4 separate regions of the Homo sapiens genome follow, and regions 1, 3 and 4 are each linked to region 2. The links are chromatin loops, found by intact Hi-C in ENCODE. Cell type or tissue: PC-9. All regions are shown on one strand.

Evidence for each region. A loop is a pair of places that touch in the nucleus more often than their neighbours do. Peaks named below come from ENCODE experiments on the same cell type or tissue, not always from the same donor. Only the 100,000 strongest peaks of a DNase experiment are listed, where the experiment ranks them.
Region 1: it touches region 2 in a loop (1.8-fold over the local background); 4 of 110 quality-filtered maps call a loop at or near these places.
Region 3: a loop joins it to region 2, with 8 times the contacts of the local background. A loop is called at or near these places in 8 of 110 quality-filtered maps.
Region 4: it touches region 2 in a loop (4-fold over the local background); 5 of 110 quality-filtered maps call a loop at or near these places.

Annotation. Positions count from the first base shown.
Region 1 is chr20:50,717,691-50,725,690 of GRCh38, forward strand. No RefSeq gene overlaps it. Among named protein-coding and RNA genes, the nearest start is that of PARD6B, 9.9 kb to the right of the region's middle. In PC-9, a CTCF peak has its summit at 3,028; a DNase peak (open chromatin) is centred at 7,411; H3K4me3 peaks cover 453 bases; H3K27ac peaks cover 2,847 bases.
Region 2 is chr20:50,757,696-50,765,695 of GRCh38, forward strand. No RefSeq gene overlaps it. Among named protein-coding and RNA genes, the nearest start is that of PARD6B, 30 kb to the left of the region's middle. In PC-9, no CTCF peak of the experiment used is centred here; DNase peaks (open chromatin) are centred at 4,066, 4,936, 5,286 and 6,626; H3K4me3 peaks cover 1,508 bases; H3K27ac peaks cover 6,692 bases.
Region 3 is chr20:50,653,923-50,661,922 of GRCh38, forward strand. The region is part of intron 1 of RIPOR3 (RIPOR family member 3); the gene reads right to left. It overlaps RIPOR3-AS1 (RIPOR3 antisense RNA 1), which reads left to right. Exons shown (of 3, transcript NR_111906.1): 3 at 5,944-6,369. Among named protein-coding and RNA genes, the nearest start is that of RIPOR3-AS1, 12 kb to the left of the region's middle. In PC-9, CTCF peaks have their summits at 4,918 and 5,121; DNase peaks (open chromatin) are centred at 5,119 and 7,569; H3K4me3 peaks cover 849 bases; H3K27ac peaks cover 4,408 bases.
Region 4 is chr20:50,641,942-50,649,941 of GRCh38, forward strand. The region is part of intron 1 of RIPOR3 (RIPOR family member 3); the gene reads right to left. It overlaps RIPOR3-AS1 (RIPOR3 antisense RNA 1), which reads left to right and starts at 3,530. Exons shown (of 3, transcript NR_111906.1): 1 at 3,530-3,552; 2 at 3,757-3,945. RefSeq lists an enhancer at 2,557-3,138. In PC-9, no CTCF peak of the experiment used is centred here; DNase peaks (open chromatin) are centred at 760, 3,800 and 4,984; H3K4me3 peaks cover 679 bases; H3K27ac peaks cover 4,021 bases.

The sequences.
Region 1 (8,000 bases), 40 kb before region 2:
CCTCTCCTCAGCTTCCCAAAGTGCTGGGATTCCAGGTGTGAGCCGCCACACCCAGTTTGGTAGAATTCTTAGTACAACTCTTTGGAGTAGCTACTCTCAGTGTCTCATTTTATTTTACTTTTTATTTATTTATTTTTGAGACAGGCTCTCCCTCTTGTCACCCACGCTGGAGTGCAGTGACATGATCACAGCTCACTGCAGCCTCGACCTCCCAAGCTCAAGTGATCCTCCCACCTAAGCTTCCCGAAGAGCTTGGAATACAAGTGTGTGTTACCACACCTGGCTAATTTTGCAGAGATGAGGTCTCACTATGTGGCCTAGGCTAGTCTCAAACGCCTGGGCTCAAGTGATCCTTCCACCTTGACCTCCCAGAGTGCTGGGATTCCAGGTGTGAGCCACTGTGCCTGGCCCTGCATCTAATTTTAGAGAGCCAGAAAGGTGAGGTCCCCTGTCCAAGCTCTCCCAGCTCAGAGAGACTCCCTGCCTTGCTCCCCATCACCCCACTTGCATGACGTTCATGCTGCCCTCTTCTGTCCTCTTCTGTGTTTCTCAGCCTGAAAGCGTGGGCATCAACTCTGGCTGGCTTTGTTGTTGTTCTCAAGCTTCTGTCATCATTGGTATAATTTTACATAAACTTGGCATTCCTTTAAATTTCAGAAAATATGTTCACTTCTTAAATATCTCCTGGGGGAGATAAGAGTTCTATAAATGATTTCGTTCTCCCCGCCTTCGTGTTGAACTTAAAAAGGCGAAGTCACTGGATCTCCGTTAACAAGTCATGTTGTTTATTGGTTTATTTTCATTTTGGAAACTCTTCTCCATGGTTAACCACTCTTCCTCCTCCTTAAAAATTCCCATGAGGAATTCGGATCAGACGCTGGGGCTGTGGGGCAGATCCCCGGGAGGATATCATGTTTCTAGAAGGCTCCTGGAAGCCAACAAGCATTGCAACCTGACTCTTAACTGACTTTTTACCTGTAGGATTATCTCGGGGCAGGAGGAAAAAGACACAGGCAAGCTTTCTGGTCCCAAATAAAATGATGTATTTCGTGAAGGAAGAAAGTTTTAAACTAATAATAGAAATTCATTTGACCATAAAAAAGGCAATATAAAAGGGTAAGGACTCTGGAACCCAACTGCTTGGGTTTCAATACCACACAGCTCTGCCACTTATCTGTGTGATGCTGGCCAAGCTATTTAACGTCTCTGTGCCTTTATTTCCAATCTATAAATTGAGGATGATAACAGTACCTAAATCCATATGTTTTGATGAAGATAAAATAGGGTATACAAGGGACTGGAAGGTTTCTTGGGACTCTCAGGACTATAACTGGGAAAGTCACAAGCAAACTGATATGTGCCCATCACCTTAAGATGAAATGAGAGGCCGGGTGTGGTGGCTCGTGCCTGTAATCCCAGCACTTTGGGAGGCCGAGGTGGGCGGATCACTTGAGGTCAAGAGTTCGAGACCAGCCTGGCCAACATAGTGAAACTCTGTCTCTACCAAAAAATATAAAAATTAGCTAGGCATGGTGGTACGTGCCTGTAATCCCAGCTACTCAGGAGGCTGAGGCACAATAATCACTTTAACCTAGGAGGCGGGAGTTGCAGTGAGCCGACATGGCACTACTGCACTCCAGCCTGGGTGACAGTTAGACTCCATCTCAAAAAAAAAAAAAAAAAGATGAAATGAGAGTGTATATGTACCTTTATTTTATTTATCTGTTTTTAATTTTAAAATAATTTTTTATTTATTAATTAAGATGGGGTCTCACTGTGTTGCCCAGGCTGGTCTCGAACCTCTAGGCTCAAGGAGTCCTCCCACTTTGGCCTCTCAAAGTGTTGGGATTACAAGCATGAGCCACCAAGCCCAGCCTACATGTACCTTTAGAAACAACACCTGCACATTTTTTTTTTTTAGACGGAGTCTCCCACTGTCGCCCGGGCATGATCTTGGCTCACTGCAACCTCCACCTCCCAGGTTCAAATAATTCTCCTGTCTCAGCCTCCCAAGTAGCTGGGATTACAGGCTCCTGCCACCATGCCCGGCTAATTTTTTGTATTTTTGGTACAGACGGGGTTTCACTGTATTGGCCAGGCTGGTCTTGAACTCCTGACCTTGTGATCTGCTTGCTTCAGCCTCCCAAAGTGCTGGGATTACAGGTATGAGCCACCACGACTGGCCAACACCTGCACATTTTAATGCTCCTTCATCTTTTCTGTTTCTATTCGTGGCTGCCTCCAGCCATGGTTGATTCCTTGCCATTTGTAACTATGGTCCTCATTTCCTCAATATCCACTCTGCAGGGGCCCATGATATGCCTTTTATTCCTATCACTACACTGACTTGTTTCCCAAAGTTCCAAATACATGTCCTGGCCAGTCACGGGACAGCCATTAAGAGAATTTATTAAGTGCCAGGCAAAGAGCTTTTCAACAAATCCTTCAGACTTTTCTTCTTCCTCAATTTTCAGGCGACACGTAACTTAAAGGTTAAAATGGGGATGATAATAGTCTCCTCCCCTTGCGTGAATGCCCACAATGGTTTTTGCTTATCTGTCCACTCCTCCTCTGTCTCTTAATAGTTGAAGAGCCTGGTGTGGTGGCTCCTGCCTGTAATCCCAGCACTGTGGGAGGCAGAGGCAGGTGGATCGCTTGAACCCAGGAGCTGAGGCCAGCCTGGGCAACATAGTGAGACTCCATCTCTACAAAAAAATAAATAAAATTAGGTGGACATGGTGGCACATGCCTGGGGTCCCAGCTACTTTGGGGGGCTGAGGTGAGAGGATCGCTTGGGCCTGGGAAGTCAAGGCTGCAGTGAGCTGTGATTGTGCCACTGCACTCCTGTCTGGGCAACAGAGTGAGACTGTCTCTAAAAAAAAAAAAAAAAAAAAAACACCCAAATAGTTGAATAATATGAATTATAGTGACAATTTTTTGAGAGCTTACTATGTATAATACTAGGCACTATATCAAACCCCTTAAAAATATCTCATTGGATCCTTATGAAAAATCCAAGGAATAGGTACCATTATTATCCCCATTTTACAGATGAAGAAACTGAGTCAGGAAGGCCAGCTCACTTCCCCTAGTGGCAGAATCAGGACTTGAACCCAAGTATGACTCCAGAGTCCTTGCTCCAAGCATTTCACTATTCTGTTTCCTCTTCCTTCTCCTGCCTCAACTGTGCTTTCTGGACAAGTTTCTGCCTTGATGACAAGGCTCTGAGCAGGAAGCCTCACCTCTTCAAGACTCAGTCTGCTCTTCTTTTTTTTTTTTTTTTTTTTTTGAGATGGAGTCTTGCTCTGTTGCCCAGGCTGGAGTACAGTGGCACCATCTCGACTCACCACAAGCTCCACCTCCTGGGTTCACACCATTCTCCTGCCTCAGCCTCCCGAGTAGCTGGGTCTGCAGGCGCCCGCCACCACGCCCAGCTAATGTTTTGTATTTTTAGTGGAGACGGGGTTTCACTGTGTTAGCCAGGATGGTCTAGATCTCCTGACCTCGTGATCCGCCTGCCTTGGCCTCCCAAAGTGCTGGGATTGCAGGCGTGAGCCACCGTGCCCGGCCTGCTCTTCTTTTTTTTGAACAATATAAACATGGTGTATTAACACCAAATAGTTGTGAGGATGGAACGCTTGTGAAATGCATAGCACAGTGTTCCCAGCCACTGTGATCAGTATTATAGAAGAATTTTGATTATTACTCCATCAGTATGTTCCTGTTGTAGACTGAATTGTGTTCCCCAAAAAGATAGGTTAAAGTCTTAATCTCCAGTACCTGGGAGTGAGAACTTATTAGGACATAGGGCCTTTGCAGATGTAATAAAACTAAAATGAGGTCAGGCCTGGCATGGTGGCTTACACCTGTAATTCCAGCACTTTGGGAGGCCAAGGTGGGTAGGTCACCTGAGGTCAGGAGTTCGAGACCAGCCTGGCCAACATGGCGAAACCCCATCTCTACTAAAAGCACAAAAATTTAGCTGGGTGTGGTAGCAAGCACCTGCAGTCCCAGCTACTTAGGAGGCTGAGGCAGGAGAATCACTTGAACCCAGGAGGTGGAGGTTGCAGTGAGCCGAGATCATGCCACTGCATTCCAGCCTGGGCGACAGAGCAAGACTTCACCTCAAAAAAAAAAAAAAAATTAAAATTAGGTCATTAGAGTAGTCCTAAATCCAATCGCTGGTGCCCTTATAAAAATAGACACAGAAACAGACAGACAGACAGACACACACACACAGAGAGAACACCACGTGATGCATGTGATGATGGAGGCAGAGCTCAGAGTGATTCGGCTGCCAGTCAAGGAACACTAGTGATTGCTGGCAGCCACAGAGGCTGGGAGAGAGGCACGGAACAGCCTGTCCCTCAGAGCCTCCAGAAGGAACCAACCTTGCCAATACATAGATTTCAGACTTCTGGCCTCCAGAACTGTGAGACAGCAAAATTGTGTTGTGTTAAGCCACCCAGCGTGTGGTACTTTGTGAACAAATACACTTCCTGGCCAGGCGCAGTGGCTCACGTCTGTAATCCCAGCACTTTGCGGGGCCGAGGCAGGCAGATCACTTGAGGTCAGGAGTTCGAGACTAGCCTGGCCAACATGGTGAAACTCTCTCTACGAAAAATACAAAAATTAGTCAGGCGCGGTGGTGCACGCCTGTAATCCCAGCGACTCAGGAGGCTGAGGCACAAGAATTGCTTGAACCCAGGAGGCAGAGGTTCCAGTGAGCTGAGATCAAGCCACTGCACTCCAGCTTGTGCGACAAAGCAAGACTCTGTCTCAAAAACAAAACAAAACACACACAAAAAACAAATACAGTTCCCTTCCACAGCCTAAGTCCAGACCTTCACATTCTGTGCAAGTTCCTCTTCCAAGGGCCTCTTCAAATGCAGGCCTGCCTGCAGCTCTCTTTCCTCAAATCTGTCTTAACACACCAATTTCTGACTCCCGGGTCAAAAACCTGCGATGACACCTGAATACTTACATCAGTATTTCCTAAAGTTGCTTGAGATAAGGATCACCAGGATGACAGTCCAAATTACAGGTTCCCTGCTAGGTGTGGTGGCTCACGTCTGTAATTCTAACACTTTGGGAGGCCAAGGCAGGTGGATTGCTTGAGCCCACGGGTTTGAGACCAGCCTAGGCAAGAAGGTGAAACCCCATCTGTACAAAAAATACAAAATATTAGCCCGGTGTGGAGGCGCACACCTGTAGTCCTAGCTACTCAGGAGGCTGAGGTAGGAGGCTTGCTTGAACCTGGGAGGGCGAGACTGTAGTGAGTAGTGATTGTGCAACTGCACTCCAGCCTGGGTGACAGAGTGAGACCTTGTCTCAAAAAATAATAATAATTATAGGTTTCCTGGGCCCCGCTCCAGACTACCAGACATGAGATCACAGAAGAGGCGCTTGGAATCTGCATTTTTAATAAGCACCCAAGACAATTCTTTTCCTCAGTCACATTTGGGACACTCTGGCCTACAAGATAAAATCTGGAAGAGACTAAAGATCTTGCCTCGATGATCTCTATAAAATGGCGCCAGCCTCCCCATTCAAATGTCATCTCCCAAGGCTTCCCACTGTCTTTACATCCCTCCATGTGAACAGCCTGCCTCACTGTCCTCACCTTGATCAACCTCTGCTCAAACCTTTGTTCTTGCCATTCTCCTGCCCAGAACACCTCTTCCTTTTCTCCCATCATCTAGGTCTGATTCAGATGCCACAGATCTTAAAATTATTTCTAATTGTTCCAAGATAGCTTCTCAATGACCTCAGAATAAAATTCAATGTCCTTGTCATAGCCTGCAAGAGGCTGCATGATCTGGCCATGGTCGGTCTCTCTCTCTCTCTTTTTTTTTTTTTTTTGAGATGGAGTCTTGCTCTGTCACCCAGGCTGGAGTGCAGTGGCACAATCTCGGCTCACTGCAACCTCCACCTCCCGGGTTCAAGCAATCCTCCCACCTCAGCCTCCCAAGAAGCTGGGATTACAGGTGTGTGCCACCGCGCTCGGCTAATTTTTGTATTTTTAGCAAAGATGGGGTTTCACCATGTTGGCCAGGGTGGTCTCGAACTCCTGACCTCAAGTGATCTGCCCTCCTCGGCCTCTCAAAAGTGCTGGGATTATAGGCGTAAGCCACCATGTCTGGCCTCAGTCTCATTTTAAGCCATTCTTCTCCTTCACTCCAAGCTCCAGGCCTGGTCGGGTACAGTGGCTCATGCCTCTGTCTAAGCAAAGGCATGTACACGTGCATGGATGCACACACACAAGCACACACACAACACACACACACACACACTTGCTCCACTCATTTCACTCACTGTACCCTGTTTGATTAGTTGCCAACATTTAAAAATCAAGAAGTTTCACATAAAAACGTCCAGTCTCTAACTGGATGCAGTGGCTCATACCTGTAATGCCAGCATTTTGGGAGACCGAGGAGGGAGGATCGCTTGAGCTCAGGAGTTCCAGACCAGCCTGGGCAACATAGTGAGATCTCATCTCTACAAAAAAATATAAAAAACTAGCCAGTTATGGTGGCACACGCCTGTAGTCCTGGCTGCTCAGGAAGCTGAGGTGGGAGAATTGCTTGAGTTCAGGGTTTCAAGGCTGCAGTGAGCTATGATTGCACCGCTGTACTCCAGCCTGGGCAATAGAGCAAGACCCTGTCTCTGAAAAAAACAAACAAAAACCATCCAGCCTCTCTTAAAGAATCAGATCTGCCCACTTCAAAGCCCTCCTTCCCACGCAGCTGGAGCCATATGGACTGGAGGTGAGTCCCTTCTGCGGGGCGGAAGCTCTGGTCCCCTGCAGTCCCCACCCAGCCTCTCCTTCCACCCCACATTGGTGCACTTGCTGACTGTCTCTCACCCTTGTAACCTGGGCATTTAGCCTGTGCCTGGCTCTTAGCTACACCTTAATAAATATGTGCTGAATGAATGAAAAAATACATGAATGGATGCCTTCCCTCCTCCCTAAACCCCCCAGGCCACACCACTTATTTGGCCATTTAATCACAGCCTTCCTTGCAAGTCTCACTAATTTGCTGCCCCACTGCCTGCCTCCTCAGTAGATGTTATTAAAACACAAATCTGATTCTTTCATTCCCCAGTTTTAAATGTGTGGAGTCTCCCAGCATAAACTCTGCACCATGGCCTCCGAGGCCCTTCTCAATCTGCTTCCCACCTACTTTTCCAGTCCCAATCTCCAGAGAGGGCCCCCACCCAGCGCACACCCACGCTCTACGCGCTGGCTGGGGAATACACCATGTTCTTTCCCTGCCCCCACACCACTGCCTGTGAAGCTCTGTCTCCTGGAATGCCTCCTCCCCTCCGTGCCTCTAGCAAACTCCTACTCATTCTTCAGCCCTAGCACTAAGTCACTTCACCCGTGAAACACTCCAGACCCCCCCTGCCCCGGGGCTGACTTAGTCATTCTCTCTCTGCTGCTCCCACTCTTCTCCTTTCATCCCCTGGCCTTAGCACTGAGTAATAGCTTAAAATAGCAGCTGGTGCTTTCTGAGCCCTGTTGTGTGCCAGGCACCAAGTGAGCTTTATCTCCCTTAATCCTCACGCCCCATCCTGAGTCCCGGCCCCCTAAACCTGCAGAAACACAAGGATCACTTTCTCACCTCCAATGTCCCAGAGAAGCCATCTTGCTACCCTATTTTAAATTTTCTTTCTCCCTCCACTCCTCACTCCACCACCTCAGGCCTCCCATCCCACTTCCCAGCTTTATTTTCCTCCATGGCTCTTATCACTTACACACTATATACTTAAATTCATTTATTTGCAAATGTCAGCTCCAGGATTTTGTCTTTTTTTAACACTACAATTTCCTTAACATCTGGAATACTACATGGGGCCGGGTGCAGTGGCTCGTGCCTGTAATCCCAACACTTTGGGAAGCCAAGGTGGGAGGACTGCTTGAGTCCAGGAGTTCGAGAACAGTCTGGGCAACATAGTGAGACCCTGTCTTTTTTTGTTTTGTTGTGTTTTGTTTTGTT
Region 2 (8,000 bases):
TAGGTGATGTTATATCTTTATTTCACCATGTCAACAGGTACATCATATCAGTTTGATTCAATATTGGTTTATCAAGTGAGAAGTGATTTGGAAAAAATAAAATAAAATATATTGCCAGGTCTGGTGGCTCATGCTTGTAACCCCAGCACTTCGGGAGGCTGAGGTGGAAGGATCATTTGAGCCTAGAAGTTCGAGAGCAGCCTGGGCAACATAGGGAGACCCCGTCTCTACAAAAAATACAAAAACTAGCTGGGCATGGTGGCATGCACCTGTGGTCCCAGCTACTGAGGAGGCTGAGGTGGGAGGATCGCTTGGGCCCAGGAGGTCGAGGCTACAGTGAGCTGTGAGCTATGAGTGCCACTGCACTCCAGCCTGGGTGACAGAGAAAGCCCTGTCTCAAAAAATAAATGAGATGTTCTAATTATTCTTGTGCTCATTAAAAACGTGAATGGAGCCAGGTACAGTGACTCACACCTGTAATCCTAGCACTTTGGGAGGCTGAGGGGGGCAGATCACTTGAGGTCAGGAGTTCCAGACCAGCCTGGCCAACACGGCGAAACCCTGTCTCTACTTAAAATAGAAAAATTAGCTGGGTTGTGGTGGCAGCCCTCTGTAATCCCAGCTACTCAAGAGGCTGAGGTAGGAGAATTGCTTGAACCCAGGATGTGGAGGTTGCAGTGAGCCGAGATCGTGCCACCGCACTCCAGCCTGGATGACAGAGCTAGATTCTGTCTCAAAAAAAAAAAAGAAAAAGAAAAAGAAAACCTGAATGGATCCAGATGAAAGACATGTGTTTTCTATATCCATGTGTTCCGCATCTTTGATTGTTTTCCTTTTGAAGAAACAATAGAAAATGGTGACCTGGCACCAGTATTCTCGAATGTCCTTTGCTTAACCACATTTCTGAACTCAGTAATGACTTTCTCTGGCATTGGTCTGAATGAAAAGAAAGCACCCAAATGATACCTAAATCTGTGACTAATGGGGCTGGTCAGTAGTCAGAGTGTTCAGAGTGGGAGGATGTTGCCTTGGGATTCTTTGGCTTGTGAATACACCTAACTCCAATTGACGTCTAACTTAGATTCAAAGGAATGGATTGGCTCGTGTAACTGAAAAATCAGGGCTAAGATTTCAGCACAGATCGGACACAGTGCCATCTGATAGAATTTTCTGCTTTGTCCAGAGGGGAGTCACTAGCCCCCATGTGGCTGCTGCATACTTGAGGTGTGGCTAGTGCAACTGAGAAACTGGATTTCAAATTACATGTCATTTTAATTAATTTAAATGTTAATAGCCACATGTAGACAGTGGCTACTGTATTATTTTACAGCACAAACTGGAATCCCTCTCCATTTCTTGCTTTTGTTTTCCCCTGTTACCTTTTTTCCCTTAGGCCAAGTCCCTCCTTATGGTGGCAAAGATGGCCTCCAGCAACCCTGGCAACATTCCGTCACATTACCAACCACCTGGCAGGGAGCCTGTCTTCCCCCATGGTGACAGCCAAAGCCCAGAGACCACCCTCACTGACCCTGTCTCAGTCATGTGCCCATCCCTAACCCAATCCCTATAACTCCTAATTGTCCTAGTCTGGGTCATGGGCCCAATTCTGGACCTATTGAGGGAGGGATGGTCCCCTAAAGAAAAATCAGGGATCAGCCAGGTGCAGTGGCTCACGCTTATAATCCCGGCACTTTGGGAGGCTGAGGCAGGTGGATCACCTGAGGTCAGGGGTTTGAGACCAGCCTGGCCAATATGGTGAAATCCTGTCTCTACTAAAAATACAAAAATTAGTCAGGCATGGTGGCGGACGCCTGTAATCCGAACTACTTGGGATGCTGAGGGAGGAGAATCGTTTGAACCCGGGAGGCAGAGTTTGCAGTGAGCCGAGATTGCAGCACTGCCCTACAGCCTGGGCAACAAGAGCAAAACTCCATCTCAAAAAAAAAAAAAAAAAAAAATCAGGGATCAGGGTTCTGTTACCACAAGAAAGAGGAAGAACTACAGGGGAGGGAACACAGTGGGTATCACTTGCAGCTTTTTTTCTTTTTTCTTCGCTCTGTTACCAGGCTGAAGTATAGTGGTGCAATCATAACTCACTGCAGCCTCAAACTCCTGGGCTCAAGCAATCCTCCCACCTCAGCCTCCTGAGTATCTGGGACTATGGATGCGTGCCGCCACACTCAGCTAATATTTTTCGGAGAGACAGGGTCTCACTATGTTGCCTGGGCTAGTCTCGAACTCCTGGCCTCAAGCAATGCTCCTGCTGCCTTGTAGATTTAGAGTATTTGGGAACACATTTTTTATAAAATGTCCTGCACAAAGTAAATTGGGGACAGAGAGCAGTGCTCTATCAAAGGAAAATGGTGGAAATTAAATACAGAGACCAGTGGCAGTGTTCTACCTTTAAAGGAAAAACTTAAAACTCCTGACAGCGACTATACTAGGACTTCTGTTTTCAAGTGTTATTGCTTATTTTGATTCTATTTTAAATACATCTGCTGAGATGGGCAGATCACTTGAGCCCAGGAGTTTGAGCAACATAGCAAGACCTCATCTCTACAAAAAATTTCTTAAATTAGCCAGGCATGGTGGTGCACACCTGTAGTCCCAGCTACTCAGGAGGCTGACTGAGACAGGAGGATTGCTTGAGCCTTGGAGTTTGAGGCTGCAGTGAGCTATGATCATGCCACTGCAATCCAGCCTGGGCCAGAGCAAGATTTGTCTCTAAAAAACAGAAAAGAAAAGAAAAGAAAAAAATATATATATATGAAATAAATCTGACATAAATTGAATATATAAAGAATATATAAATGCAATATAAACTTCAATCTGAAATGGCAGTTTCAAATCCTATTACTTTCAAAGTATAGAAATGATAGGACCATGGGTCTCAGAGAGGAGGTTGCAAATTCAAATGCCCAAAGGGCCAGAGTGGGGCAGGGCAGGTGGGGCTGGTAAACAGGAGATGCCCGCCCCCAGCAAGGCAGGGGCCACCACATTCGATGGTTGTCATTTGGGTATGTGTGGGCCCAGTGTTGTCAGCTCTTATAACTTTTTTTTTTTTTTTTTTGAGACTGAGTTTTGCTCTTGTTGCCCAGGCTGGAGTGCAATGGCACAATCTTGGCTCACCGCAACCTCTGCCTCCCAGCTTCAAGCGATTCTCCTGCCTCAGCCTCCCAAGTAGCTGGGATTACAGGCATCTGCAACCATGCCCGGCTAATTTTTTGTATTTTTAGTAGAGATGGAATTTCACCATGTTGGCCAGGCTGGTCTTGAACTCCTGACCTGAGGTGATCCACCTGCCTCAGCCTACCAAAGTGCTGGGATTACAGGCGTGAGCCACCACGCCCGGCCCTGCTTATCCAGATTTTCATAAGAAATGTCCTTTTTTTTTTTTTTTTTTTTTTTTGAGACGGAGTCTCGTTCTTCTGCCCTGGCTGGAGTGCAGTGGCAAGATCTTGGGCTCACTGCAACCTCTGCCTCCTGGGTTCAAGCACTTCTCCTGCCTCAGCCTCCCGAGTAGCTGGGACTACAGGCACGTGCCACCACGCCCAGCTAATTTTTGTATTTTTAGTAGAGACGGGCTTTCACCATGTTGGCCAGGATGGTCTCAATCTCTTGATCTCGTGATCCGTCCACCTCGGCCTCCCAAAGTGCTGGGATTACAGGCATGAGCCACCGCTCCTGGCCGAGAATCCCCCTTCCTAAATTGGTAAAATCTGATTCATCAGAATTGCAATTTTGATCAAAGCCAGTAACTCCTCACACAAATCCTTCTATGTGTGCAGAAAGTGAGCGTCTGAAAACTCCAGGCGGAGTTTTTGCGCTAGGTTATCTACCAGAAGAAAGGACAAGAAAGGCTAGAATTTGACTAATGGTTCCACCCCCCAGATTGTATCAGCACAGCATTCCTCTTTCACTCAGTCTCTTAGCAATGCTTGCAACTACAAGGAAACAGCATTCATACCATTGTTTCTAAGACCTGAAGCAGGTTACATTCAAACCCAGCACTGTTCTTATAGAACATAAGAGTTTTGTTCCCAGGCTGCTTCTCTGCCAGCATGTGATACCCTTCAATAAATGGTAGGTAAGTTGCATATCAGGTTTTCTCCTGCATTCCCAGAGGGCTTCAGCTGCTGTCTCAGGTATGAACCCAAAATGACTCAGGCAAAAATGTGTATGCTTAGTGACTCAGAAACTAAATCATTAACTTGGTAAGTACATGCACGGGTAAGGAGGAATTCAAGGAGAGACTTAGAACATAGGCCTTCCAGTAATGCCACTGATGATGACTGCCTGAGTACAGCAACGCTGAACGGTGTCACTTCTCAGGTGGACCAGTGACGAACCCTAGAATCACCAAGAATCTCAAATCAGTCATTCTCAGGAGCAACAATCCACATAGGGTAATTTACAAAGAATGCTGATTTCAATTGTTTGAATCCTTACCTGGTGAAACAAGAAAATGTGGAAAAAGCTCCTTGACTTTAAAAATACACACCCACACACTTTTTTTTTTTTAAAGGGACAAGGGCTTGCCGTCTCCCACACAGGCTCGTGGGCGGTGGTGCGATCATGGCTCACTGCAACCTCGAACTCAAGGATTCTGGCAATCCTCCCACCTCAGCTTCCCAAGTAGCTGGGACTACAGGCATGAGCCATCACACCCGGCTAATTTTCTTTTTTTCTTTTCTTCCCCTCACCCCAATTTTTTTTTTTTTTTTTTTGAGATAAGGTCCTGCTCTGTCGCCCAGGCTGGAGTGCAGTGGTGTGATTATGGCTCACTGCAGCCTCAAACTCCTGAGTCCAAGTGACCTCACACCTTAGCCTCCTGAGTAGCTGGGACTACAGGTATGTGTCACCACGCCTGGCTAATTTTTGTATTTTTTGTAAAGGTGAGGTTTCACTATGTTGCCCAGTCTGGTCTCAAACTCCTGGGCTCAAGCAATCTGCCTGGCTCAGCCTCCCAAAAGTGCTGGGATTACAGGCGTGAGTCACTGTGCCTGGCCTCCACATGACTTTCTACTAGTTGATTTTAAACTGGGCATATGCATTTACACACACACACACACACACACACACACACCTGATCTGCCTAGATGTGAAATTAAACTTCTAGAGCACACGCATATACACAACGCCAGACAATATGGGAACAGTGATTACAAACAAATCCCACTAGAAAATGACAAACTGTAATAATTTTTCAGTCCCCTTTTGAAGGCAAGAGGTTTATAAACCTCTGCAATTCAATTGCAACACATCAGGGTTCTTCTGGTGAGCTGGCCTCAGTGTCCTTCCTCCACCCCCAGGGTGCCTTGGCTCATGTTCACAGGGCCCATGCCCAGTAGGGCTGGCATGTGTTTCCAACAGCCGAGCAGACAGGGCCAGCAGAGAGGGAGAAAATAAACGGTAAAGGGAGACGCGCCAGGAGAGCAGGCAGAATGGCCGGGAAGCTGGCCAAACGGGAGAGGCTGAATGGGCGACATCAGCCCTTGACCAGGCCTCAGCTATCCCAGCTGTCCTTCACCACTCACTGTGTGGATACCAGGAGGATACAAGCCCCCTTTGCCTGGGCGTCACCAAGAATCCATAAACCACGCAGTTTATTTTTATTTTTATTTAATTTTATTTTTTTAGATAGTCTCACTCTGTCGCCCAGGCTGGAGTGCACTGGCGTGACCTTGGCTCATTGCAGCGTCCACCTCCTGGGCTCAAGTGATTCTCGCGCCTCAGTCTCCCAAGTAGCTGGGATTACAGGCACCTGCCACCACACCCGGCTAATTTTTGTATTTTTAGTAGAGATGGGGTTTCACCATGTTGGCCAGGCTGGTCTCAAACTCCTGTGCTCAAGCAATCCACTCACCTCAGCCTCCCAAAGTGCTGGAATTAGAGGCGTGAGCCACTGTGCCTGGCCTATTTTTATTTTTTGAAATAGTCTTGCTTTGTCACCCAGGCTGGGTGCAGCACAAATAACACGGCTCATTGCAGCCTCGACCTCCTGCGCTCAAGCGATCTTTCCTCCTCAGCCTACTGAGTAGCCGTGTGCCACAGGCATGTGCCACCCTGCCTGGCTAATTTTTTTTTTTTTTTTTGGAGATGGAGTCTTACTCTGTTGCCCAGGCTGGAATGCAGTGGCACTATCTCAGATCACTGCAACCTCCGCCTCTTAGGTTCAAGCAATTCTCTGTCTCAGCCTCCCGAGTAACTGGGATTACAGGCGCATGCCACCACGCCTGACTAATTTTTGTATTTTTAGTAGAGACGGGGTTTCGTCTTGTTGGTCAGGCTGGTTTTGAACTCCTGACCTCAGGTGATCCACCAGCCTTGGCCTCCCAAAGTGCTGGGATTACAGGTATGAGTCACCGTGCCCGGCCGCCTGGTTAATTTTTAAATTTTTTGTAGAGACCAGGTCTCACCATGTTGCCTATGCTGGTCTTGAACTCCTGCGCTCAAGCTTCCCAAAAGGCTAGGATTACAGGCTTAAGCCACGGTGCCTGCCCATGTGGTTTTTAGACCAGCAGGTTCTGTAGAGCAAAATGTTCATGATTTTGAAGGATGACAAACCTGACAGAGGAGGCAACGCCACCTTGACATTCCTCAGTCGTAGTGCCACAGTGGTCTCGTATTTCAAACCTGGTTAGAGTTTGTCCTCTTCAGGAGAGTTTGTGTGGCTGTTTTGCAGTGGAGGAGAGATGACAAAGCTGATAATGCTTATGGTGTGGGTATTTTCTTTTTCTTTCCTTATTTGCTTTGTGAAGACAAATAATGGTTAAGGATAGATAAAATTAACCGGGTGTGGTGGTGCATGCCTGTAATCCTAGCTACTCAAGAGGCTGAGGCAGGAGAATCGCTAGAACCTGGGAGGCGGAGGTTGCAGTGAGCCGAGATCGCGCCATTGCACTCCAGCCTGGGTGACAGAGCGAGACTCAGTCTCAAAAAAAAGGATGGATAAAATATTTAACAGTGGTCATACATAATTCATTCCTGAGTCGACACCCATTTCCAGGCCAGCAGTTCGCTCTCAATTAGGGGTTCTCAGAACACGGAACCACCGTGTCTCCTTGGTAGACTGCCATTGTGCTTATTTTTACTCTTTTCTTCCTAAGGCTAATTGTTTTTACCTTTTCCTTGTTGAGTACTCATTCCTAGATGTTTTTATCAAAGGCAACAAAAATAAAAATTATAGGCAGGACTTTTTTTGTTTGTACGTTTTTTGAGACGAAGTCTCGCTCTGTCGCCCAGGCTGGAGTGCAGTGGCGCCATCTCGGCTCACTGCAACCTCCACCTCCCGGGTTCAAACAGTTCTCTGCCTCAGCCTCCCAAGTAGCTGGGACTACTACAGGTGCCCACCACCATGCCCGGCTAATTTTTTTTTTTTTTTTTTAGATGGAGTTTCACTCTTATTGCCCAGGCTGGAGTGCAATGGCACAATCTTGGCTCACTGCAACCTCCACCTCCCAGGTTCAAGTGATTCTCTTGCCTCAGCCTCCCGAGTAGCTGGGATTACAGGCATCCACTACCATGCCTAGCTAATTTTTGTATTTTTTAATAGAGACGGGGTTTCACAGTGTTGGTCAGGCTGGTCTCGAACTCCTGACCTCATTATCTGCCCGCCCCGGCCTCCCAAAGTGCTGAGATTACAAGCGTGAGCCACTGCACCTGGCCAATTTTTTGTATTTTTAGTAGAGATCGTGTTTCACCATCTTGGCCAGGCTGGTCTTGAACTCCTGACCTCGTGATCCACCTGCCTCAGCCTCCCAAAGTGCTGGGATTACAGCTGTGAGTCACCGCGCCCGGCCAGGGCTTTTTGTATTCATGTCTGGGCCTTAAGGTTTAACTCAGAGCTTCAGAGACATAACTGGGAAGGAAAAATGTATATTTGTACATATAAATATTGTGTAAGAAAAGTAAATCAGTTAAGGAAGCTGTGTGCCCACAGAAGTAATATGTGATTTTAGGAGAAATTTTAGAAAAAATAATTACTATTCAGAGATAAC
Region 3 (8,000 bases), 100 kb before region 2:
TGCGCTCTCCTCATCTCCTGCAGGTTGTGACTTCAATATACCCTCTCATGAGACCTTTCCTGGCCCCTTATCTGTAAGTGTGACCACCGGGACCCCGTCTCCCAATTCCCTCTTCCTGCTTTATTTTTCTCTTTAGCATTTAATACCATCTGACATTCCAAACATTACCTTGTCCTTGTCTGGTGTTTGTCACCCCAACTAGAAGTGCTAGGGGGCAAGTACTAGGAAGCAGGGTTTTTTCTTTTTCTTTCCTTTTTTTTTGAGATGAAATTTCTCTCTTGTCTCCCAGGCTGGAGTACAGTGGCGCAATATCGGTTCACTGCAACCTCCACCTCCCGGGTTCAAGTGATTCTCCTGCCTCAGCCTCCCAAGTAGTTGGCACTACAGGTGCCTGCCATCATGCCCAACTAATTTTTGTATTTTTAGTAGAGATGGGGTTTCACTCCGTTGGCCAGGCTGGTCTCGAACTCCTGACCTCATGACTCTCCCAGGAGGCAGAGTTTTTTTTTTTTTTTTTTTTTTTTTTGAGATGGAGGCTTGCTCTGTCACCCAGGCTGGAGTGCAGTGGCGCAATCTCGGCTCACTGCAAGCTCCCAGGAGGCAGAGTTTTTGTCTGCGTGGTTCACTGCTAAGTCCCCAGCACTAAGAGGACAGGACCTAACACATAGGAGGCACTCAGCAAACATCCATGAACGAATGAATGAATCTGTATCTCCAGTGGCTTTGTCCTCTCTTATATCAGCTTTGTTCCACATCTTACACTTAGGAGGTGATTCAATTAAACATTGCTTTTTGTGTGTGTTTGGTGGGGTTTTTTTGTTTTTTTGTCTTTTTGTTTTTTGAGACAGCATCTCAATCTTTTGCCTAGGCTGGTGTACAGTGGTGCCATCACCACTCACTGCAGCCTCAACTTCCCAAACTCAGGTGATTCTCCCACCTCAACTCCCCGAGTAGCTGGGACTACAGGCACGCACCACCACACCAGCTACTTTTTGTATTTTTAGTAGAGATGGGGTTTCACCATGTTGCCATGGCTGGTCTCAAACTCCTGGCCTCAAGCCATCCATTTGCCCAACTAGGCCCCCCAGAGTGCTGGGATTATGGGCGTGAGCCACTGCACCCGGCCAACCATTGTTGAGTGAGCAAGTAAATGAACTCATCAACGAATTTCTCCCTGGGTAGCGAAGCTCCCGCTTTTTGAGGTAACCCAGACTTTTCATTTGTATGTTTCCTGAGTCCCTGACTGTACATTCTTCCTGCATATTGTCTCCAGGACTAAGAGAATGGAGCCTTTTGCCAAGAAGAGGTTGCGTTCTCAGGCCTCCAGTTTAGATTAAATAGTGGTTTTACAAGGGGAAACAAAGTGACAAACCCCCAGAAGTTGTGGGGAGCTGAGACGGGGTGGGAATAGGGTTCCCCAGGGACAAACTCCTTCTTGTCCCCCTGCCCAGCGCCCCAGGGCACACTGCCCAGTGGGTGAAAGCAGCCAGACACACGGGCTCACTGCAGTTACCAAGCAATCCTAAGTGTATCAAGATGGGCGCGCTGACGACAGCTGCACCGAGTGAATCTGGAATGAATTGGGGGGTTGTTAAGATCGCCGACTTAAGCCTCTTCTCACAGGAAAAATATTTATTTCACTGAGCTCTGCTTTTTGGAAAGCTGCGCCTGTAACAGTCTGCATCGATCTAGCAGAGTTTTGGCTACTGCTGGGTTTTGTCTCCCTCCTGTCTCGGTTAGCGTGGGCTGTGTGTGTGTGTGTGTGTGTGTGTGTGTGTGTGTCCACAGCACACCCTCCCATTATTAAGCAATCAGCCAAAAGACTCAGCCAGGACACTCTGCTCTTCTTTAACCAGAAAAAAGATGAACACGAACTGAGTTCGTGGCATGAGGCACGAGACCTTCATGTTTTATCTTCAAAGATGCCTGCTTGAAACTAGCAATTGTTTCTTTCCCTTTTTATCTAGTAAATTGCTCCCTCTACCTCCTCCCAGTTTGGGAAAAAAATACAAGTATGAAGAAGAAAGTAAAAATCACTCCTATGGTTAGGTTAGGCTTGACTGCAGAATTGTTTCCTTTTTTTTTCTTTTTTTCTTTTTTTTTGAGACGGAGTCTCACTGTTGCCCAGGCTGGAGTGCAGTAGCATGCGATCTTGGCTCACTGCAACCTCCACCTCCTGGGTTCAAGCGATTCTCCTGCCTCAGCCTCCTGAGCAGCTGGGACTACAGGCCCGCATCACCATGCCCGGCTAATTTTTGTATTTTTAGTAGAGACGGGGTTTCACCATGTTGGCCAGGCTGTCCTTTCCTTTTCTACTCTTTGGAGTCGAGGGGCCTGGGTTTGAATCCTAGCTCTGCCACTTGCTGGCTGTGTAACCCTGAGAATCATGTCACCACTTGGAACCTCTGTTTCCTCATCTGTCAAATGGTGTAATAATAGTGCCTGCCTCTTTGATTGTTGGGAGGAGTAAACAAGAGAAAGTATATATAGAGCTTAGTGAAGGTTCAGCAACAATAAATGCAAATGGTACCTATTTTATAGGAGAAATATATACAATTTTTTATCTTCTTTTTCATAAAACAGTATAGCGTATACAGTTTCCTGTTTCACTGCCTCATTTTAGAGGCAGAGTCTTGCTGTGTTGCCCAGGCTGGCCTCAAACTCCTGTCTGTGCTCAAATGATCCTCCTGCCTCAGCCTCCTGAGTAGCTGGGATTACAGGCACCCACCACCATGCCCGGCTAATTTTTGTACTTTTAGTAGAGACGGGGTTTCATCGTGTTGGTCAGGCTGGTCTCGAACTCCTGACCTCATGATCCGCCCACCTCGGCCTCCCAAAGTGCTGGGATTACAGGCGTGAGCTACCGTGCCCGGCCAACTCACAAGCATTTCTAATGACTGCAAAATAGTCCATTGGGGGCCCATCCCTACATTAGTTTTTAAACCGTTTCCTATGGATGGAAATAGAAGTTGCTTCCGAAATATTATAAAGATTGCTGTGATAAACACCTCCAGACTCAAATCTTGGTCTATGTTTGAGGCTCTGTCTTTAGGATGAATTCTCAGAAGTTAAATTGTTGGTCAAATAGTATGATCACTTCCAAGAGCCTTGATATACCATACTTAGCACTGCAAGTTGCTTTCGAGAAAGATTACCTACAGATGTGTATGAGAGAACCCTGTGGCCAAGCGAGGTGGCTCATGCCTATAGTCCCAACACTTTGGGAGGCCAAGGTGGGAGGATCACTTGAGCCCAGGAGTTCAAGACCAGCCTTGGCAACATAGTGAGACCCCATCTCTCCACACACACAAAGAAAGAGAGAGGCTGGGCATGGTGGTTCACACCTATAATCCTAGCACTTTAGGAGACCTAGGCAGGTGGATCACTTGAGGTCAGGAGTTCGAGACCAGCCTGGCCAACATGGCAAAACCTCATCTCTACTACAGATACAAAAATTAGCCAGGCCTGGTGGCATGTGCCTGTAATCCCAGCTACTTGGGAGGCTGAGGCAGGAGAATTGCTTGAACCTGGGAGGTGGAGGTTGCAGTGAGCTGAGATCACACCACTGCACTTTAGTCTGGGCAACAGAGTGAGACTCTTCTCAGAAAAAAAAAGAGAGAAAGAGAGAGAGAACCCATCTTACCACATCCCAGCTGCATTGAGGATTATTACCTTTTAGTTGTTGTTAATTTGACAGGCAAAATGACATCTCATTCTTAAATCTGCATTAAAAAAATTTCACCCAGTATTTTTCTAATACTAGTTTTATTGGCTACAATGTGTTGAGTGTTTACTACATGCCAAGCATAGGGTAAATGTCTTTTACTTTTTTTTTTTTTTTTTTTTTTGAGAGACAGGGTCTTGCCTGTTGCCCAGGCTGGAGTGCAGTGATGCGATCATACCTCACTACAGCCTTGAACTCCTGGGCTCAAGGGATCTTTCTGCATCAGCCTCTCTCTTAAGTAGCTAGGACTCCAGGTGCACCACCATGCCTGGCTAATTTTTTTTTATTTTTATTTTTTTGTAGTAACAGGGCCTCGGTATATTGCCCAGGCTGGTCTCAAACTCCTGGGCTCAAGTGCTCCTCCTACCTCGGCCTCCCAAAGTACTGGGATTACAGGTGTGAGACACCATACCCAGCCTCCATAAAATGTTTTAATCAAACTTCTGGGTATGTACCCAAAAGAAGCGAAAGCAGGGACTCTAACAAATATTTGTACATCTATATTCATAGCCACATTATTCATCATAGCAAAAAGGTGCAAGAGACCCAAATGTCCATTGACAGATGAATGGATAAACAAAATGTGGTGTGTATATATGCAATGAGATATTATTCAGCCTTAAAAAGGAAGAAAATGTTGACCCATACGACAACATGGATGAACCATGAAGACATTATGATAAGAAAATATGCCCATCACACAAGGACAAGTGATGTATGATCCTTTTATATGAGGTTCCTAGAATACTCAAATTCAGAGACAGAAATCAGAATGGTTGGACTGAGCGAGGTGGCTCACACCTGTAATCCCAGCACTTTGGGAGACCACGGTGGGAGGATCGCTCGAGCCCAGGAGTTTGAGACCAGCCTGGACAACAGAGTGAGATCCTATCTCTACAAAATAAAACTTTTTAAAAATTAGCCAGGTGTGGTGGTATATGCCTACTACTCAGGAGGCTGAGGTGGGAGGATTGATTAGACTCAAGAGATCAAGGTTACAGTGAGCTGTAATTGCCCCACTGCACTGCAGCCTGGGAAACAGAGCGAGATTCTGTCTCAAAAAAAAAAAATTATAATCAATCTTTACATGTTATTTTATAAGATGTTATTATTACCCTCCAGCCTTCTTTAAAAGATGATGAAACTAAGGCTCAGAGAGATGAAACACGTTCCTAGAGTCACATAGCTTATAAATGGTGAAGACAGGTTTAGATGCCAGGTCTTACTCTCCAAGGCTACGTTATCCTGCAAATTCTGGTGGACCTGGGAGGTAAAGGGGAAATACAATCAAGCTCTAGGTGGCAGATGGAGTTAGCAAGTACCCAGTGCCAAACGGAACTGTTGGCCCTGAGAGCTCAGAGTTCAGTTCTAAATTTATTCTCTCTGACCTTATTGTGGATTCTAAATTTGGCCAAACAAGTTCTTCCAGACCGATTAGTGACGTGGATACATTGTTTTGAAGATAAAACCCTTTTCCTGGTATGAAAGAAAAAAAATAATAATGCAGCATTTGCTTGCAGAAGCCACCCTGCCGCTGGTTAACAGCCATCTGAAAATGATTCTGGGTTTTCCACCTGATGGTGGACACATGTGCTTGTTGGCCGATTTCTTGGGGACAGTGATTAAAACCATTTCCTGAACCGAAGTCTGAATTTCTCCTCCTGAATGAACCAGAAACAAAACATCAGGAAATATCCAGGCATGAAAATTCTAACCAGGGCCGGGTGCGGTGGCTCACAACTGTAATCCCAGCACTTTGGGAGGCTGAAGGGGGTGGATCACCTGAGGTCAGGAGTTTGAGACCAGACTGGTTAACATGACAAAACCCCATCTCTACTAAAAATACAAAAATTAGCCAGGCGTGGTGGCAGGCACCTGTAATCCCAGCTACTCGGGAGGCTGAGGCGGAAGAATCACTTGAACCCTGGAAGCAGAGGTTGCAGTGAGCCGAGATCACACCATTGCACTCCAGCCTAGGTGACAAGAGCGAAACTCCGTCTCAAAAAAAAAAAAAAAAAAAAATTCTAACCAGAACCAAACTTAAAATTCTCCCAAAATTACAAATTAAGACCAAAATAGGCCTCTTTGGGTGGTTTCCAGGCCAGGGAGGAGTTATGGGGTCCTCGGATAATCACCAGCTGAGTCCTGACTTCTCTGGGAAGGTATTGGGGTGACTGACCTGTTTGTGACCCCTTCTCAGACACCCTATCTCCAATCAGGTGGAGGAGGCACGTGACCCACATGGTCTGGCCACTGATGACTGAACAAGCTATGGACACCGGACCCCGGAGAGACCATTCACTCACTGGCCACGAACATGAGTTCAGATACATGCCCCAAAAGGATGAGCCTGGGTACTGGATTCCCTCCCTCAGAAACGTGAATCAAGAGACACAGGATGTTCCTGTTGGTCCAGATACTTGAGCTAAAAGGTGATGGATACCTGGATGTGGGGTGGTCATTCTGGGGAGTACGTCCATATAGAAAGAGGAGCAGGTGCTGTGGGATTCTGGATCCCAGTGATAGAGCTAAGTGGCTGGATCAAGCTTCACCTGAAACCCACTCTACTTGTCTTAGTCCATTTTGTGTTGCTATAAAAGAATACCTGCAACTGGGTAATGTATAAAGAAAAGAGACTTATTTCATTTTATAGCTCTGCAGTCTGAGACATTTAAAGGGATGGCCTTGACTTCTGGCAAGGGCTTGCACGTTGCATCACCACACGCAGGAAAAGGGAAAACAGAAGGGAGACTGCAAAAAAGGGGAAAACCTGAAGGTCATCATAGCTTTATAATAACCCACTCTCACAGCAATGAGTTAGATGGAGAACCAATTCAGTCTCACGAGAGTGACAGCAAGAACTCACTCACTGGTGAGAGGGTAGCACTTCCAAGCCATTCATGAGGGATTCACCTCCATAGCCCAACACCTCCCACTAGGCCCCGCCTCCCAACACTGCCACAGTGGAGATCAAATTGCAACATGAGTTTTGGTGGAGACAAACACCCCCTATCCAAATCACAGCACTACCCCCGAACTTTCCATTACACGAACCAAAGAATCTTCCTTTAAATTAGTGTCATTGGGTTTTCTGGGATTTACCTTTTTTTTTTTTTTTTTTTTTTTGAGACAGGGTCTTGCTCTGTCACCCAGGCTAGAGTGTAGTGGCACAAACACAGCTCACTGTAGGCTCGACCTCCTGGGCTCAAGGGATCCTCCCACCTCAGCACCCCCCACCTATGCCCTCAAAGTAGCTGGAACTACAGGAACCACCACACCTGGCTAATTAAAAAAAAAAAATTTTGTAGAGGCCGGGTGCGGTGTCTCATGCCTGTAATCCCAGCACTTTGGGAGGCCGAGGTGAGTGGATCACCTGAGGTCAGGAGTACAAGACCAACCTGACCAACATGGTGAAAACCTGTCTCTATTAAAAATACAAAAATTAGCTGGGCGTGGTGGCACATGCCTGTAATCCCAGCTACTCGGGAGGCTGAGGCAGGAGAATCGCTTGAACGCGGGAGGCGGAGGTTGCAGTGAGCCAAAATCACGCCACTGCACTCCAGCCTGGGCAACAGAACGAGACTGTCTTAAAAAATAAAAAAAAAAATTGTAGGGACACAGTTTCACTATGTTGCCCAGGCCAGTCTTCAACTCCTGGGCTTAAGCAATCCTCCTGTCTTTACCTCCCAAAGTGCTGGGATTACAGGCATGAGCCACCACACCCAGCCTAACATGTTTTTAATAACCAAAAGAAAATAAACATCTCCATAGCCTTGTGACACATCCTTTTTTAACCTGAAATTGGTAGAGTAGGTTTCTGATTCATAGAACCCAAACAAACATTCCTCCCTAAAGCAGGCAGAGGCTCTTTGGGAGAGTTTACTTTCAAAACAGTGTCCCTGCAAGTCCCAAGTGACAAGTTCCCCTTTCCTGGTCTGAAGCATTCTGAGGAGAGGCAAAGAGGTTAAGGCTTAGCTGCAGGAACACGCTGTCCCCACGACAACCCCTTCTCAGCCTCGGAACTGCTGTTATCAGAGTTGTGTTGTCTCTTGAAGGTCCGGACAAAGGGTGAAGCCAGGACTCCTGAGTCTAAAGGGCAGGTCGGGGCCTGGGAGAGAAGGGGAAGCTGGCCTGGGGCAGAGATATGTTTTCCATTTCCCCTGGGGTCCCGCGCAGGACAGCTGCTGTCCATAGCCAGTTCAGCCAACCGTGGGAGGAATCACATTCACTCGACAGGCAGGCAGTGGCGGCACTGGGATTTGAACATGGGGCTGAT
Region 4 (8,000 bases), 120 kb before region 2:
GGGTAAGGGTGGGGCCCCCTGCAGAGCCCTTGGATGTGTGTTTGCGCCATGGCAGTAGTACACCCACCCCCTTCTGCTTCCGCAGAACCTGGCCGGCTCCTCCCCATCCCAGGGGGAGAGGCTCCTCCTGCTCCCACTTCCCTCCTTTACATTTGGCTACTACTCTTAGGGGTGGGGCTTTGTTTACTTTGCATTTTCCTGATTCCTAATGAGATTAAGCACATTTCCTTAGGTTTACCGGCTTCCCAATCTCCTCTTCTGGGAATTTTCAGTGCCTATTCCTTTGTCCAGTTATCTGCCTTCTTCTTCTTGATTGCTGGGAGCGGCTGATAAATCCTAGATGACCATCCTTTCTCAGTTTTCTCCCAGCCCCTCACCTTTTAATCTTAAATTGTTCTCTGTGGGTGTGTGTGTGTGTGTGTGTGTGTGTGTGTGTGAGAGAGAGAGAAACAGGGAGAGAGATACAAGCTTCAAATACTTATGTGGCCAAATCCGTCACAGGTTTTCCTTCTGTGTTTTACAATTTGGAAACTGCTTTCTGGTCTCTAAGATTAAGTTGCTAATCTGTTAACCACTGGTGTTTAATTCCCTGGGGGAGAAGCTTGTCTTCCCAGCCAGGCTGCAAAGTCCCCCAGGGTATGTCTCCATCTCCCCCCTCCCCCCATGAGGCCTTAGTCAAGAGATTCCACTGCTCCTCAGAAATACCGTGAATTTGTCCCCTCCTTCCTGCCTCCACCCCTGCTCGCCAGGACCAATCTCTGCCTCCCTCTCACCCTCTGCCCCACATGATTACCACAGTGATTTAAAAAAAAAAAATCCATCAGAGGCCAGGTGCTGTGGCTCACGCCTGTAACCCCAGCACTTTGGGAGGTCAAAGCGGGCAGATCACCTGAGGTCAGGAGTTCGAGACCAGCCTGACCAACATGGAGAAACCCTGTCTCTACTAAAAATACAAAATTAGCCGGGCGTAGTGGCACATGCCTGTAATCCCAGCTACTCAGGAGGCTGAGGCAGGAGAATTGCTTGAACCCGGGAGGCAGAGGTTGCGGTGAGCCGAGATTGCACCATTGCACTCCAGACTGGGCAACAAGACCGAAACTCCATCTCAAAAAAAAAACCCAAAAAGAATAGAAAAATGTCCATCAGGGCTGGATGCAGTGGCTCAAGCCTGTAATCTCAGCACTTTTTTTTTTTTTTTTGAGATGGAGTCTCGCTCTGTCGCCCAGGCGGAAGTGCAGTGGCTGGATCTTGGCTCACTGCAACCTTTGCCTCCAGGCTCCAGTGATTCTCCCGCCTCAGCCTCCCAAGTAGCTAGGACTACAAGTGTGCACCACTAGGCCAGGCTAATTTTTGTGTGTGTTTTTTTTTTTTTTTTAGTAGAGTTGGGGTTTCACCATCTTGGCCAGGCTGGTCTCAAACTCCTGACCTCAAGTGATCCTCCCGCCTTGGCCTCCCAAAGTGTGGGGATTACAGCTGTGAGCCACCATGTCTGGCCAAATCCCACCACTTTGGGAGGCCGAGGTGGGAAGACCGCTTAAAGCCAGGAGTTTGAGACCAGCCTGGGCAACACAGAGAGACCCATCTCTACAAGAAGTGAAAAAAAAAGTTGGGCACATGTTCTCAGGACCCCCTGAGGCTATGTCTTGGGTCATGGTCACTCATAAATAAATTGTTTTAATTAAAAATAAATGTTGAAAAATTAGCTGAGCATGGTGGTATGTACTTGTAGTCCCAGCTAAGGCAGGAGGATTTCTTTCTTTCTTTCTTTTTTTTTTTTTTTTTGAGATGGAGCCTCACTCTGTCGCCCAGGCTGGAGTGCAGTGGTGCAATCTCGGCTCACTGCAAGCTCCGCCTCCCGGGTTCACGCCATTCTGCCATTCTCCTGCCTCAGCCTCCCAAGTAGCTGGGACTACAGGCGCCCGCCACTGTGCCCGGCTAATTTTTTGTATTTTTAGTAGAGATGGGGTTTCACCGTGTTAGCCAGGATGGTCTCGATCTCCTGACCTCGTGATCCGCCCACCTCAGCCTCCCAAGGTGCTGGGATTACAGGCGTGAGCCACCGCACCCAGCTGGGAGGCTAAGGCAGGAGGATTTCTTGAGCCCAGGAGTTCAAGGCTGCAGTGAGCCAGGATTGTGCCACTGCACTCCAGCCTGGGCAACAGAATGAGACCACATCTCTAAAAAAATTTAAAAATAAATAAAAAATAAAAATGTCCCTTAGTTTGTCACTATATTGCCCAGGCTGGTTTGGAACTCCTGGCCTCATGTAATCCTCCCAGCTCAGCCTCCCAAAGCGCCGGGATTACAGGCATAAGCCACTGCACCTGACCCCAACCGAAAATTCTTAAGGCACATTTTTGACACTAAAAACAGTATTTTATAACTGCTAAAATAGATATGTTAATTCTAGTCTTTTCTTGTGCACAGAAACAAATTACCACTTTAGTTTCTCAAGGAGCACATGTATACATGTTAAATGCATTAATTTGTTTAATATAAACATGAAATACTTTTTATAACCTGGATTGGTACATATTTCTTTTCTTTTCTTTTTTTTCTTTGAGGCAAGATCTGGCCCTATCACCAGGCTGGAGTGCAGTGGTGCAATCTTGGCTCACTGCTACCTCTGCCTCCCGGGCTCAAGCAATCCTCCCACCTCAGTCTCCTGAGTAGCTGGGACTACAGGCATGTGCCACCATGACCGGCTAATTTCTGTTTTGTTTTTTTTTGTTTGCTTTTTTTTTTTTTTTTTTTTTTTTTTGTAGAGACGGAGTTTCACCATGTTGCCCAGACTATTCTCAAACTCCTGGGCTCAAGCGATCCTCAACCTCAACCTCCCGAAGTGTTGGGATTCCAGGTGTGAGCCACTGCACCCAGCCCTTTTATTTATTTTTTATTTTTTATTTTTTTTTTTTGAGACGGAGTTTCGCTCTTGTCACCCAGACTGGAGTGCAGGGGCGCAATCTTGGCTCATTGCAACCTCCACCTCCGTGGTTCAAGCAGTTCCCCGGCCTCAGCCTCCCGAGTAGCTGAGATTACAAGCACACGCCACCAAGCCCAGCTAATTTTTTTGTATTTTTAGTAGAGACAGGGTTTCATCATGTTGACCAGCCTGGTCTCAAACTCCTGACCTCAGGCAATCCGCCTGCCTCAGCCTTCCAAAGTGCTGGGATTACAGGCATGAGCCACTGCGCCTGGCCCCCATTTCTTATTATACAGTAGTTTACAAAAAAATCCCAGCAGCCAGCTCCAGAGAGGCCTTGTTCTGTGGTGTCTAAGGATGGAGCCCAGGCAGGGACGGCCAAAAGCTCGCTACCCCTGCCCAGGAAGGCAGGAGCACCGTTGTGTCCCGTTCCTATCCCTCAAAAATAAATCACAGCCAGCTCATGTCATAGGACAGAGCCTGTTCGCAATCCATCCTGTGTCTGCGGATTCTCCCAGGTCTGTAAGGCAGCAGGGAGATGCGGCCTCTCCCACTCCACCCAACACGTAGCCAGGGCGAGGTGGGGCCGGGGGAGAGGCTGACATTCAAAGGCATCTGAGTGGTAAGAGGTGAGCGAGTGAGGTGAATGGGGACTACGTTAGAAGGACCCTACGTTAGAAGGGTGAGGCGCTAGGGCCATAGCCTAAGGGCACTGGGAACCCTGTGGGCATGCGCAGTTCAAGCCCATCCCCGCTCCCTCCAGCTGCTGTCCATCCCTGCCACACCTGACCATTTGCCTAACCTAGATCCTTCCTGTCTTGCATTTCCTCAAGCATCCGGAGCCCAGGACTGCTGAGTCAACCCTCTGGAATGCCCACAACTCCCCACAGGCCAGCCGGCCTTGGGACTCCCGCACAGCCACGTGAGCCGGTGGAGCCGGGTCTGTTTGCTAGTGGAGGCTGTTAACAGCACGGGAAGTGGTCAAGGGTTCAACAAGAGATGAGCCATCTGGTCCTCCAGAGGTAAACAATTTACAAGAGACACATCAAGCCGGCCTGCTGTTCTGGTTTTTCTTTTGACAGTGAAATATGCAGTTTCTTTTTCATCCTGGTGCCTATTGGAGAGGGAGACTGTTCCAGGCACTCTGACCCCAGCTAAAGCGCCTCCCTGGGGCAGGATCTATGCAGGGAGGCAGAAAAGTCAGATTTTTTTTCACATCTTCTTTGTTCCATTCCCAGGACTGAGCAACTTCATGTATTTATGTATTTATTTATTTATTTATAGACAGGTTCTCACTATGTCGCCCAGGCTGGAGTGCAGTGGTGCGGTCACAGCTCACTGCAACCTCAATGTCCTAGGCTCCAGTGATCCTCCTGCCTCAGCCTCCTGAGTAGCCGGGACCATAGGTGTGTACCACCATGCCAGGGGAATTTTTGTATCTTTGGTTAGAGAAAGGGTTTTGCTGTGATGTTGCCCAGTCTGGTCTCAAACTCCTGAGCTCAAGCGATTCACCCTCCTGGGCCTCCCAAAGTGCTGGGATTACAGGTGGGAGCCACTGTGCGTGGCCCAGGACTGAGCAACTTTAAGTCAGATGGTTAACCTACATCATGAGGAAAGTGGATTTCCTCCCAAAGGAACAGACTTATTTTCTAGAACCCAAAGCCTTGAATTTCAAGAACCTTTAGCCTTAAATCCATTTCCTGTTGGAAGCAGACCCCCTCCTGGTCTCCCCAGGTATTGCAACCCTGCTCTACCAGCCACTATAAATGCCCACACAAAAGGAACAGGGGCTCCATTCCTGATGCTCAGAGTGGAGTCACTAGATTCTCAAGCATATGAGATATGTATGTGGCCTAACAGCCTGAAATAAACAGCTTGTGCTGGGATTGTAATTCTAGAGTTTCCAAAAGTGTTGCAAAATATTCCAGGCAGACACTAAAGTTTGTGTACTACAAGCTGTTTATTAATTAATTTCTTATTTGCCAAACATTCTTGCTTGGGTCTACTGGGAGATGATTTCGTTGGGAATGCATCTCCAATTTTGTAATAAAGATCACCAGGGAAAGAAGGCTTGCTTCATAGGGGCTCATATTACAGGAAATGTGGCTAGCATAGGTAGTTCCCATAAGAAAAAGGACAGTACTAAGTTTTGAGCTCATGTGAAAAAGAAAAGGGGGCCGGGCGTGGTGGCTCACACCTGTAATCCGCACTTTCGGAGGCCGAGGCGGACGGATCACTTGAGGTCAGGAGTTCAAGACCAGCTTGGCCAACATGGCAAAACCCTGTCTCTATTAAAAATACAAAAATTAGCCAGGCGTGGTGGCGGACGCCTGTAATCCCAGCTACTTGGGAGGCTGAGGCAGGAGAATCACTTGAACCCGGGAGGCGGAGGTTGTAGTGAGCCAGGATCGCATCACTGTACTCCAGCCTAGGCGACAAGAGCGAAACTCCATCTCAAAAGAAAAAAAAGAAAAGTGACGTCTGGGGACCAGGATTTTGGGACTCTTTGCAGACATGCCAATAACCTGTGAGATACACACCCACAGACTGACACAGAGGTGAGCAGAGGCCTTGGAGTCAACAGAAGTTCAAGTCTAGCCTTTGCCTCATTCTCTTTTTTTTTTTTTTTTTTTTTTGAGATGGAGTCTTGCTCTGTCACCCAGGCTGGAGTGCAGTGGCGCAATCTCGGCTCACTGCAAGCTCCGCCTCCCGGGTTCACGCCATTCTCCTGCCTCAGCCTCCCAAGTAGCTGGGACTACAGGCGCCCGCTACCATGCCCGGCTAATTTTTTGTATTTTTAGTAGAGACAGGGTTTCACCGTGTTAGCCAGGATGGTCTCGATCTCCTGACCTCGTGATCCACCCGCCTCGGCCTCCCAAAGTGCTGGGATTACAGGCATGAGCCACCGCACCCGGCCACCTCATTCTCACTATGTGACCTTGGACAAGTCACTTATCCTCTTTGAGCCTCCAGTTCCTCATCTATACATTGGAAGCCACTGAAATTATCTTACAGTTACTTTCAGTTGCGAGGACTTGCTCTTTTTCTCTTCATTAAAAGGAAAACACAAAATATAATTTATAGCTTATCCTACCACTTTGTGCTGCTAAGGTTAAAATCCAGGGTAGTGGCCAGGCGCGGTGGCTCATGCCTACAATCCTAGCATTTTGGGAGGCCAAGACGGGTGGATCACCTGAGGTCAGGAGTTTTAGACCAGCCTCACCAACATGGAGAAACCCCATCTCTACTAAAAATATAAAAATTAGCTGGGTGTGTTGGTGGGCACCTGTAATCCCAGCTACTCGGGAGACTGAGGCAGGAGAATTGCCTGAACCTGGGAGGCAGAGGTTGCAGTGAGCTGAGATCATGCCACTGCACTCCAGCCTGGGTGACAATAGCAACACTCCATCTCTAAAAAAAAGAAAGAAAAAAATCCAGGGTACTCTATGGTTTCCTGGGGCTGCTGTAAAAAAAAAAAAAAATACTACAAACTGGGTGGCTTCAAACAAGGGAAACTTATTGTCTTGCAGTTCTGGAGGTTAGAAGTCCAAATCAAGGTGTCGGCAGGGCCATGCTCCCTCTAAAGCAGCGGTCCCCAACCTTTTTGGCACCAGGGACAAGTTTTGTGGAAGACAATTTTTCCACTGACCAGGGTGGGGGTTGGGTGGGTGGTTTTGGGGTGATTCAAGTGCATTACATTCATTGTGCACTTTATTTCTACTACTACATTGTAATATATAATGAAATAATTATACAACTCACATTCCATAATGTGGAATCAGTGGGAGCCCTGAGCTTGTTTTCCTGCAACTAGATGGTCCCATCTGGGGGTGATGGAGACAGTGACAGATCATCAGGCATTAGATTCTCATAAGGAGCATGCAGCCGAGATCCCTCGCATGCGTAGTTCACAATAGGGTTCGTGCTCCTGTGAGAATTGAACGCCTCCACTGATCAGACAGGAGGTAACACAAGCAATGGGGAGTGGTTCTAAATACAGATGAAGCTTCGCTTACCTGCCTGCTGCTAACCTCCTGCTATGTGGCCCAGTTCCTAACAGACCATGGACAAGTACAAGTCCATGGCCCAGGGGTTGGGAACCCTTGCTCTAAAGGATCTAGGAAAGAATCCTTCCTTGCCTCTTCCTAGCTTCTGGTGATGGCTACCAATCCTTGGCATTTCTGGTCTTGTAGCTGCATGACGCCAATCTCTGCTTCTGTTGTCCCATGGTGCTTCCCAGTGTCTCTGTCTTCACAGCTCTTCCTCTTCTTATAAGGATATGACGGTATTGAATTAGAGGCAGGGCACAATGGCTCACACCTGTAATCCCAACACTTTGGGAGGCCAAGATGGACAGATCACCTGAGGTTAGGAGTTGGAGACCAGCCTGGCCAACATGGCGAAACCCCGTCTCTACTAAAAATACAAACATTAGCCAGGGGTGGTGGTGGGTACCTGTAATCCCAGCTACTCGGGAGGCTGAGGCAGGAGAATCGCTCAAACCCAGGAGGCAGAGTTTGTAGTGGGCTGAGATCATGCCATTGCACTCCAACCTGGCTACAGAGCAAGCCATCTCAAAAAAAAGAAAAGATGTAGGCCCCTGGGAAGGATGCCTGGCACACTCAGAGGTGGGACAATGGTGACAGTCCTGACACTTTCCCTCTGGAGAGCATGGACCCCTGGTCTTGGCCATGCAGCCAGGCCTGGCCCAGCCTGCCTGTCCCCCACCCCCACCCACAGGGACTGGGCCCTTCCTGCCCAGGAACTATTCTGATTCTGCAGCCCTCAGGCTTTATTGCTTTTCCTGCTTAATGAGGTGAGGTTCGCTCAGCCCAGTGGCAATTCCTGTAAAAGCCATTTGGATGACCCAATGGGGTGAGTTTACAGGGAAGCGCTCCCTGAGGGCTAGGCTGGCTGGAAGCAGATACTTTGCCCCCTTCCAAGGACGGTAATGAGGTTTGAGGCTTCCAATGGGGGCAGGGGATGATCTGGGCGCCAAAAGCCCTGGCCTGGGGTCAAAAGATCTGGGCTCCAGCCCCAGCCGGGCTAACTAGGCAGTCTCCTGTCTGAGCTGTAC